Linked DNA regions of Homo sapiens: region 1 is linked to region 2. Evidence: chromatin loops called from intact Hi-C (ENCODE). Cell type or tissue: PC-9. All regions are shown on one strand. Links, peaks and the distances in the headings refer to the core of each region. The heading gives the core; the rest is flanking DNA.

The links. Hi-C counts contacts between places; a loop is a spot of excess contacts. Peaks named below come from ENCODE experiments on the same cell type or tissue, not always from the same donor. Only the 100,000 strongest peaks of a DNase experiment are listed, where the experiment ranks them.
Region 1: it touches region 2 in a loop (6-fold over the local background); 3 of 110 quality-filtered maps call a loop at or near these places.

Annotation. Positions count from the first base shown.
Region 1 is chr6:6,544,708-6,550,089 of GRCh38, reverse strand. All of the region lies in intron 3 of LY86-AS1 (LY86 antisense RNA 1), which reads left to right. Among named protein-coding and RNA genes, the nearest start is that of LY86, 41 kb to the left of the region's middle. RefSeq lists enhancers at 2,758-2,807, 2,898-2,947, 3,028-3,087. In PC-9, for the core only: CTCF peaks have their summits at 2,647 and 2,850 (motif pointing right); no DNase peak of the experiment used is centred there; H3K4me3 peaks cover 424 bases; H3K27me3 peaks cover 467 bases.
Region 2 is chr6:5,399,723-5,405,104 of GRCh38, reverse strand. It overlaps FARS2 (phenylalanyl-tRNA synthetase 2, mitochondrial), which reads right to left. Exons shown (of 7, transcript NM_006567.5): 3 at 404-563. Among named protein-coding and RNA genes, the nearest start is that of FARS2-AS1, 56 kb to the left of the region's middle. In PC-9, for the core only: a CTCF peak has its summit at 2,574 (motif pointing right); no DNase peak of the experiment used is centred there.

The sequences.
Region 1 (5,382 bases), core at 251-5,250, 1.1 Mb before region 2:
CACTAGGTTGGTGACTGGTTCCATAATAAATCTCTTTTAGACCAGGATTCTTGGATCACAATACAACGGGAGCCACATTTTAAAAATGTTCTAGTAGCCACATTTTTAAAAAGCAAAAAGAAACTGGTAAACTTAATTTTAATAAAACGTTATTTAACCAAGTAAATCCAAAACATCACTGCAACATGTATTCAACATAATGCAATGATTAATGACGTACTTGACATTGTTTTTTATGTGAAATCTGATGTGTAGTTTACACTGGCAGCACAACTGCATCAAATGAGCCAGATCTAGGTCTGAACAGTCACATGTGGTAAGGCTTCTGTAGAACATGGCTTTAAATCCTCAGGGCTGACAGGGCATCCTCGCCTTCCACCCACTTTAAAACAGCCTGCAAGGCAGTGTGTGACCTATGGCTTTAACTCTGATGAGGAGGATTCCTCATGGCATGGGTTGCTGAGAACCCTGAATCACAAGGTATAAAGCAGGGACCGAAGGACTGTGCCCACTGCAGCAACCCCCCGCTGGGTTTAATGCTCTCCTGTTGCCACCCTGAAATTTTTAAAGACTTTTTACGGGGTCTTGCTCTGTCATCTAGGCTGGAGTGCAGTGACATGATGTCTTATACCTCATCTGGCTGAGACTCACTAGAGAAGGTCACTAGTTAGAACTAGAGAAGGGGCTGGGCACAGTGGCTCAGGCCAGCACTTTGGGAGGCTGAGGCAGGAGGATTGTTTTGAGACCAGGCTGGGCAACACAGTGAGACATTTTCTCTACAAGATAAAAATTAAAAAAATTATCTGGGCGTGGTGACACGTCCCTGTAGTCTCAGTTATTCAGGAGGCTGAGGTGGTAGGATCGTTGAAGTCCAGGAGTTCAAGGCTGCAATGAGCTAGAATTGAACAGAGTGAGACCCTGTTTCTAAAAAAAATTAATAAAGAACTAGAAAAGGTTCACTGCAGCCTTAACTCGTGGGCTCAAACAATCCTTCCCAGTAGCTGAGACTACAGACATGAGCCACCATGCCCGGCTAATTTTTTTTTTTTTTTTTTTTTTTTTTAGAGACAGGGTCTCACTATGTTGCCCAGGCTGGTCTTGAACTCCTGGACTTAAGCCATCCTCCCGCCTCAAGCCAGTCTCCCAAGTAGCTGGAATTACAGGTGCATTGCACTGACCCCAGCTTCTTCAAGATAGAGTCTCCCTCTGTCACCAGACTGGAGTGCAGTGGTGCGATCTCAGCTCACTGCAACCTCTGCCTCCTGGGTTCAAGTGAATCGCCTGCCTCAGCCTCTGGAGTAGCTGGGACTACAGGCGCATCCTACCACGCCCAGCTCATTTTTTGTATTTTTAATAGAGACGGTGTTTCATCATGTTGGCCAGGATGGTCTCGATCTCTTGACCTTGTGATCCATCCGCCTCGGCCTCCCAAAGTGCTGGAATTACAGGTGTGAGCCACCACGCCCAGCCAAAATTCTTAGAGAACTCCACATCATCATTTTTCACTGAGTCTCTCAAATTACGTAGCTGACTTGGCCTCTTGGGCTAATGTTGTAGTTTTCCTTCTTTCTAAAAATTGCCCTTTTGCCTTTTTATTGTACTTTCTGGAAGGCTTCACTAAATTTCTATTCTAACTCTTCTCTTGAAACTTTCATTGTTGCTATCATATTTTTTAATTTCTAATAGGATTTTTCCACCTCCTGAATATTCCTTTTCTTGTGGCATCCTTTTTTCATGTGTGCAATATTTTTTATTCATTCTTCTGAGAATGTTAATGATAGTTTCTTGAAGTTTCCTTTTGCTTCTATTTTGAGTTTTTTTTTCCTGCTTTGTTTGGGCTTCATATTTTATGTTAGAGATAAAAGCAGATGCATTTGGTTTGGAAAGACAAAGGATTTTTCCCTGTTGAAGTAACGTAGAATGAAAAAATAAGGTGATACAAACATTTTAAGGGCAAAAGAGGCAACATTGAGGAAACTCACATGAGGCCAACTTCAACTCTGTAAAGTAGAAGTTGTTTCTCAAATTGTGAGATACTGTAAGGGCAAGAGCTAAAAATTGGAAGGAAACATTTGGAATATCTGCAATGCAGGAATCAACAAATGCTGAAAACTGAGTTGCAGTGAGGGCTCATCTGAAGTCCCACAGCCTAAATTTGCAGCTGGTCCAATTGGCATAGTTTGGTGACATTCTCTAGTTAGTCTTGGCCAGATGGGGTAAAGACAGAAAAGCAACTGCAGGGTGCTGGGCAAGTCAAGGTAAGAGGCAAAGAGTAGAGAGACAGCTGAGGGGTCCGAGGTGCTGGAGCGCCCTGGCGGGAGGCCAGCCACAGGCTGCGGTAGTAAGGGAATAAAAGGACGTCTGAGGGACAGAGGGGCAACTCTGGTGAGGATCAGTGTCCCGGGAATTTTTCAGGCAGTGTGGAGTCTGCTTTCAGTCCTGAAGGAATGCATGAGCTGGTGGAGGCCATGACAGCATAGGAATGTAAAACAGTTCCACATCCTCTTGGAATCAAGAGGCATGCATTCACATCCTGTCTTGGTGGGACCTGGTAAAGTCAGGTAGTCAGGCTGGGAGTCAAAGAGATTGGATTTTTTATGTCCTATGTCTCCCTAGCTTCAAATCCACCCTCTCTAGAATAGATTGCAAAAAGGGGAATTTCCATTACAGCATATAGCATTCGTCCTATGAAGAAACCCCCTCGCTCAGTGACTTACACGAAAAACTGGGGTATAAAACACCCATAACATCTGGCCTGCTGCAGAGCTGGCTTCAGGAACAATTGTGGACCATTACATCACTCTCTCCGGTCTGCAGGCATTGGCGGGTACATGCGGATCATAACCACCAGATGGCGCTGTTGGCCTAAGCTCGAGCACAGTCCACAGCCTGGAGGTCCTGGGAAAGCCTGACCTGAATCTAAAACTTCTCTAAACTCCCTAATTTGATTCAAAAGCAAAACAGTAGAATACTTCTGCACATCCCAGCGAGGTCAGAGTATAGCATCTGCGTGGCCCGTAGGCAAGTCATCGGTGGTTATTTAAAGCCCGAGTTTAAGAAAATGACTTCACAATGCAGAGAAACTGGGGAGCCGGCGCTGGTCCCTCAGTCCCCGACATGGAACGCTCCTGCACCCGCAGCGGAGTGGCTGGCAGCGCCGCATGGAGGTGGCGAGCTCCAGGTCTCACGCAGCGTCTGTCTGTGCAGTGCCCAGATGGCAGGGGCTGTAGAGGCCTCTAGAAACCTGCGGCTCGGCTGCATTTCTCCAACCTGCCATCCGCCCTCACCACCCCAGCTCCAGGCCGCCGCACTTGCTGGCTCTGGCCACCGCCAAAGCCCTAGGGACGGTGCACTCTGGCTGCGCGGTGGCCGCGGGAGCCGGTGGCAAGGGACTAGGTCCTAGGGGGAGAGACTTATTTAGTCTCGCAGGGCCGGCCTCTTTGCATACTCTAGGGGCCCCGGGAGCTCAGCGTGTGCTTCCCACGGTTGTTTTCGAGAATAATGTGGCTTTCAGCCAGGCCAAGCCCCTCGCGGCTGGGCGGTGCGTGAGTTCCCAGGTGCGCGCTTCAGGATCGGAGGCGCCCGCCGGAGCAGGGCGTGCTGGATTCCAACAGTACGTGCTAAGCACAAAGGCCTGAGCCCGAGTGCCGGGGCCTCCATCTCGGTGGACTCCAGTCTCGTGGCCCACTTCCCACGTGCGCCCGGCTCAGGCGCGCGGCTCTCCCGGCGGGCGGGTGCACGGCCTCCCCTCCGCGGCTGCGGCTGCGGTTGCGGTGGCTTCACTGCGGCTGGTTCCTGCCAGGTCATCTGCTTTGCGCCCATCTAGGCCGCGGACAGGCGGAGGCTGATTAATTTTTCATGGCGATTCACCCGGCTGTTCATCCGAAGGCAGCTTCTGGGGCGGGAGCTGTTAAGGACCCGACTGTGCCAGGGGCTGCTCTTCCTCCGGCCGCACTAATTACTGACCTGGGAGGGAGACTCGGGTTTTTCTCCCCAGTGAGCTGTTTTTTTGCCTTTTGGCGTCTTTTGATTTCCCAAGCAAAGCTGGGGGCTGGGAATTCAAGGATGAGGGCCAGGAAAGGCTGAGGGAGGAAGGGCGCCTGTTCAGTTTAATCTTATTTGTGGAAAGCCCCCCCACCCCCAGCTCAGCCTGGAGAAGGAGCTTGGGGATGGTCACATCCTTGTCCCAGGAGCTCGCGGGCTCCTGGGGAGATGGGACTCGCAGAGTGGGGGTGAAAGAGTTGATTGACAGTGTGGGAATGTATGTACCAAGGGCCAGTGTAGTGGGACCCAGTGTAGAGGAGTCGGGGCTCCAAGAACGAGCCAGTGGAGTGAGCGAGGAAAGGTAGTGAAGGAAAATGAAACGAACCGCCGGGTGCGGTGGCTCACGCCTGTAATCCCAACACTTTGGGAGGCTGAGGCGGGTGGATCATTTGAGCTCAGGAGCTGGAGACCAGCCTGGCCAAGGTGGTGAGACCTCATCTCTACTAAAAATACAAGAAGTAGCCGGGCGTGGTTTTGGAGTGGGGGAGGACACTGGGCTCCCAGGGGAACCTGGTGTGAATGTTCCAGGTGTGCTCCTTAACCACCCACACACAGGTGGGCCATATTTCTGGGACTGGTGTTTTAAAGTTTCCCCTTCCCTCCTCCATTACATAAAAATTTGAAAATTTACAGATATGTATAGAGAAATCGCTATGCAGAGGAAAACACTGGGATTTTTGTGTGTGTGTGTGGAGGGAGGGGAGTTCTATCCAGGTGTTTTCCATGTGGATAATTTTTACCTAATTGTATGTTATACATGTACGGCGTACGTAGTGTTATGTTAAACATTGTGTGTTTAGGCATTTAGAAAATATGATTTTTCATTATGAAACTAGTAGATGTTCTTCTCAATTTTTGGAAAATAAGGAAATATATGAAAACAAAAATTAAATATTACCCGGATTCTAAATACATAATAATCCTTTTGGTATGTTTCCTTAAACTATTTTTTTCCTGTGGGTGTTTAATTTAGTTGAGACCATATGCTATTTGCTAATTTCTAAACATGGTCAGTATAGAAACATCGTTAGATAGAAGGCTAAATGAGAGAGGTTTCTTCTTTTTTTTTTTTTGAGACAGTCTCACTCTGTCACCCAGGCTGGAGTGCAATGGTGCGATCTGGGCTCACTGCAACCTCTGCCCCTCCGCCTCCTGGGTTCAAGCAATTCTTCTGCCCCTGCCTCCTGAGTAGCTGGGATTACAGGTGCCCACCACCACGCCTGGCTAATTTTTGTATTTTTAGTAGAGACGGGGTTTCACCATGTTGGTCAGGCTGGTCTCGAACTCCTGACCTCGTGATCTGCCCATCTCAGCCTCCTGAGAGAGGTTTCTTAATCT
Region 2 (5,382 bases), core at 134-5,133:
GAATTTCAGGCCTGGCGCGGTGGCTCATGCCTGTAATCCCAACACTTTGGGAGGCCGAGGTGGGCGGATCACGAGGCCAGGGGTTTGAGAATAGCTTGGCCAACATGGTAAAACCCTGTCTCTACTAAAAATATAAAAATTAGCCAAGTGTGGTGATGGGCGCCTATAATCCCAGCTACTCAGAGGCTGAGGCAGGAGAATTCCTTGAACCCGGGAGGTGGAGGTTGCAGTGAGCCGAGATCGCACCACTATACTCCAGCCTGGGTGACAGAGCAAGACTCCGTCTCGGGGAAAAAAAAAAAGAATTTCAAAATATGAAAAAAAAAAAAAAAACCCAAATCCAAAACACTTCTGTCCCAAGTATTTCAGATAAGAGATCGTCAACCTGTGTTTGAGCACTTACCATCTCCAAAAAGATGTGCCATGAGCCTGGTAAGCGTTTGCTTAAGATCAAACTCTACAAGCTTCACGGCCTCCATGGTGTGTGTCTCTTGTTTATGCGCAGAGCGAGAACTTTGTTCAAAGAGCTGCAGGCTTTCTCCATCCTTTATACCAGCAAATAACTGTAAACCAACAGGAAAGTATAAATAAAGAAAATATCCTGGCCCATCTATATCAGATAACTTTAAAATTCTGCTAAGAATCTTTTGACTCTAAAAAGTTATAATGTGGGAATAAGACTCATTATGTCCTGTCAATAAACGTAATGAAATTAACATTCACTTAGTACAACTCTGAAGAAAACACTACGCTACATGGTATGGGGGGTTTTTAGAGAATTAAGACACTCTTCTGATCTTTGCTAATCTGTTTTTGATTTGCATGAACTTATAGTCAGTTCCCAACAAGAGACATTATCCTCAATTCTAGTGGAAATACTAGTGAATCGCTTTCATATTCTAAAATTACATCCCTGACCATCCCACAGTGTCGAGGAATTAAATCCTGTAAGGTCCATGAAGGTAGGAAGCAAGCTGGAATTTGCTAGTCCTGTATCTCCAAGGCTCAAGGCAGAGCCTCAAACATGTTTCTGCCGCTTACTATCTGTGTAAACTTAGGCAAGTGATACAGTAGCTAAGCCTCAGGGAATCATCTATAAAGTGGGAATAATAATAGTAAATTAGTAGATTTTATTACAAACAAAATAATATATAAAAAATACAGAGTATCTGGCACATTCCAATGGCTAAATAAGTTTTCCTCATTATTGTCTTCATGATTATTAACCACAGCTATCATTAGTCATAAGCTGCTTTACCACTGAAATAAAGTAACTTTCTGGTCAGTGACACAGCAGGTCTTTACTTGGTAGAAGATTGGCTCAAAAGGGATAACTGAGCAAATGAATGTATCATTCTTCCCACCCAAAGTCCCATAATCAAACATAAAAAATGTTTTAATAAAAGAATGAGTCAGCTGCCATTTCTAGTAATGTTGGTTTTGATAATTAGAACCAAACTTCCTGATAAATGCTACTGAAAAAAATACAGAAATTCTTAACAGCATTGAAGAAGTAAAACCGAGATAGAGAGGAGTGACTGAACTCTACAGGAAGCATGAAGCCAGGGGTAAAAAATTAAAAAATAAAAATAAAAAATAAAGTAAGCACAAAGCCAGAGAGAAGCATTGAGAGTATCTGCCTATCTAACCTATCAACTGAAAACCTGAACATGGGTTGTAACAGCTTACCATGGAAGTGAGACAAAAGGGAAAGCTTTGCTGTGGAACCAAGCTGGGGTGTTTGAGTCCCTAAAAGACTCATCCCCCTGATGAGGATGAGCACAAAAGTAAACCAGTCCTTGTGTAGACTTGCAGTCAGGTATCACATTTTCTGAACAATAGAGAGAGCTTCAGGCTACGAAGATGATCTAAGGCAATCCCAGACATACTTCCTCTAACTGGCCAGCAAAATGAGACAAAACCGTTTTCAGAGAAATATTCTAATATCCTAGGCCTCAAATTATTCTTATGAGGACTAAAGACAATGACGGCTGTCAATGCTTCCTCTAAAAATAATTTAGAGCAACAAGAACAAATAAAACTATTGAACACAATGCCTTTGGCAGGCAGGCAGGCAGGCAGGAAGGAATGCCAGTCAAAACCTAGGGACAGAACTGTTATACTCCTACCCCACTGATAAGGCTTTGAAGTAAGCAAGAGCAAGCTGGAAAAAATAAGAGAAAGAGAGGAGAATGAGTGAGGTGCTAAGGTTGACCTTAGAAACCCAGAAAGTGTAAGTTACACTAAGTGTGAAAAGCCTTTAAAAAGTGTCCTAGTAGGCCTGAGCAGGGACCACAGAAAAGTGGTGTAAAAGCATGCCCAATTTGAAGTGAGAGGATCCCAAAACCATAGTTACAATAAAAGAAAAAGGAGTTAATACAAAGCGAAAGACAACCTTTTCAATTGAGTAGGAAGAGAAAAAAGATGCAAATGAGAAAATTCAAGGTTGTGAAAGATAAAGCACAGCTAAAAAATTAGAGGATTTACAAAACCATTCTCTAACCCACACCAAAAATAAATAAATAAACCACTAAAGTGTGCATTGCTACACTAACAGAAGAGGGCACCAGAGACTAAGGAAGTCTTTTACACAACCAAAAAGGAACGACAAATAAATTCAATAAAAATATAGAAAATTATTACTCAAAAATCAGAAAGTCAATTCAAAAGAGCTCAACTAATGAAAATCCAACTTTTCTCCCACCCACCCCCCAAAACTAAGGAGCACTAAAAAGAAACACAAACTAATACTTAAAAACTAAGTTACATATGCTCAATCAAGCATTTAAGGATATAAATTGCTTTAGTCAGAAACTCAAAAATTAAGAACAAAAATAGAGAAAAAATGAAAAGAGAATTGATTTAACTCAGAAAAAAAAAAGAAATAAAATCATCTCAGAAACAAAATCTAAATTCCAAAGCATGCAAGGGACAATGGAATCAATCAAGATTTAATGAGGGGGCATTGAAGAAAAGGAGAAAAACAACCAGAAGGAGGATGGTAAAATAAAGAAAGAAGAATCAGAAAGAAAGTGGTAGAAATGGAACACAGGCAAAGAAGGAATTACATTTATATAATTGGAGTCCGTTAAAGAGGGAAAAAAAAACAATGGAGCAGAACTAATACCAGATAAAATGGGTACCTGTGAAAAAGAACCTGGAAAAATCAAATATAGGACATATTCTTATAAAACAGATTTCATAAATAATGGGGAAAATCGTCAAGGCCTCTAGGCAAAAAGATCAACTAATGTAGAGGAGTAAAGCAATCAGAGTGGCATCAGATTCTTCAAAAACAACACGGAAACAAGACAACAATGAAGCCACATTTTCAAACAACTCAGTTTTTAAAAATGTGGGTCAAGAAGTTTATATCCATCAATGCTGTCCTTAAAGCACCAAGTCTACAGAAAAAACGTGAAACACACAAGAGCATAGGAATGTCACATTAATGAGCTCTTTCTGAAGAATTTACCAAAGCATGAGCCTTGTTCAAGTAATAAATAACTAGGAAAATTTCAGCACAAAACAAATGGAGAACATGTTAATACATAAAAATTACAGATTTCAGACTAAAAGCTGGGGATTACATTGAAAGACTAATATCCAATTGTTATATGTTCTGACAAAGTAGAAATAACGTAACTAAACAATGGAAGAAAGCAGCAAAGAGGAAAGTAGAATATACTGATTATTGCATAGGCAATAGTTAAAGAATACTTTTACTAAGAACAAAGTTAAAAATGAGGGATAAGGGACTTTAAAAGTTTTAAGTATAAAAGCAACCATTAAAACAAAAATATAACCTTTCTAAAGAGCAACCAAAATTTCAATTCAAAAGCATAATAAAACATATATTGTAGAGAAATAAAATGTAACATGTTATGACATATATAACACCACAATATATTATGATAAAGTTCAGATCGAATATATCAATAACTCAATAAATGTGAAAGTAATATCAATAAATATGAACAGGCTTAATTCACCTCTTAAAAAAATAAATCTGGCCACAAAGCATGACTCAACTATACAAAAGATACACCTAAAACAATGTTAAAAACAAATGGATGGACAGAATATAACAGGCAAATGGATACAATAAAAAAGCAAGCATAGCATTCTTAAAATCAGAAAAAGTAGAATTCAAGCAAAAAAACACCGAGCAAGACAAAGAAGATCTTGTATTAATGCTAAAAGTTTCAAATCACAGTGAAGGTATAACACTTATGAATATCTATATATCAATAAGACAATTATTACCTCTGTGTAGAAAGAACCATAGGGGACGCAAAAGACACACATAGAAACACATTAATATTAATGATAATAGGAAACTTTAATACATCATTCTTAGTATAAGATCAAATGTGCAAAATTAATAAGATAAAAGACCTAAAAACATAATTAGGAAATGAAATCATGTGTGTATACATAAATATGTATACGTATATTTTACACACACACACACACATACACACATATTAAACTTACTCCCTTCATAATGAAAAATACATTTTATTTTCAAGGGCCCAGAGAATATTAACAAAAATTGATCACATAGTAAGTCACAAAGAAATAAGTATATTCCATAAAGAAGAAATAATAAACTATACTCTCTGATTAAAATACAATAAAACTAAAAATCATTCCCATTAACAACATACAAACACACACACACATAAAGGTCTTTCCACCTGAAAACTGACAAAAAAAGAAGGGGAACAAAAGTCAGGAAACATACACCACAAAGAGGTAATACCACTAACGTAAAGAAACTTTTAAAAGTTGACAAAGGGCCAAAAACTCCATAGAAAAAGAACAGACAATTCATCAAAAAAAAGATATGAAAATGACCCCTGAACACATGAAAAGGAATTCAAACTTAAAGAGCAAATTAAGCAAATTAAAATAACACTGACATAATACTTCTATCACAATGGCAAAAAGTTAAAAGTCAGACAACATATTCTTTTGAATACGCTGAGGCTTTGGAAAATAAGTACAGTCATACTTTGCTGGTGAAAATGGAAACTGGTAGAACCCTTTTGGAGATGAATTTGACAACACCCAACAAAACTACATATTTGTTGATCTCTTGACCCAGTCCTTCCATTTCTAACTACTTACCCTGAAAATATACTTCCAACATTAATACACATGCACAAAATTTTCATTGTAGTATTGTTTGTAACTGCACCATATTTTTTTAAAAAGTCTCACATTGGAAAGATGTTAAATAAACTATGGTCTACCTATACAATAGAGTACTTTTGCAGGTGTAATAAAGAACGAGGAAGATCTCTCTGGACTGATATGGAATGATTTTCAAGACATCCTGATAAATAAAAAAGGCAAAGTGCAAGAGGGCATATATTA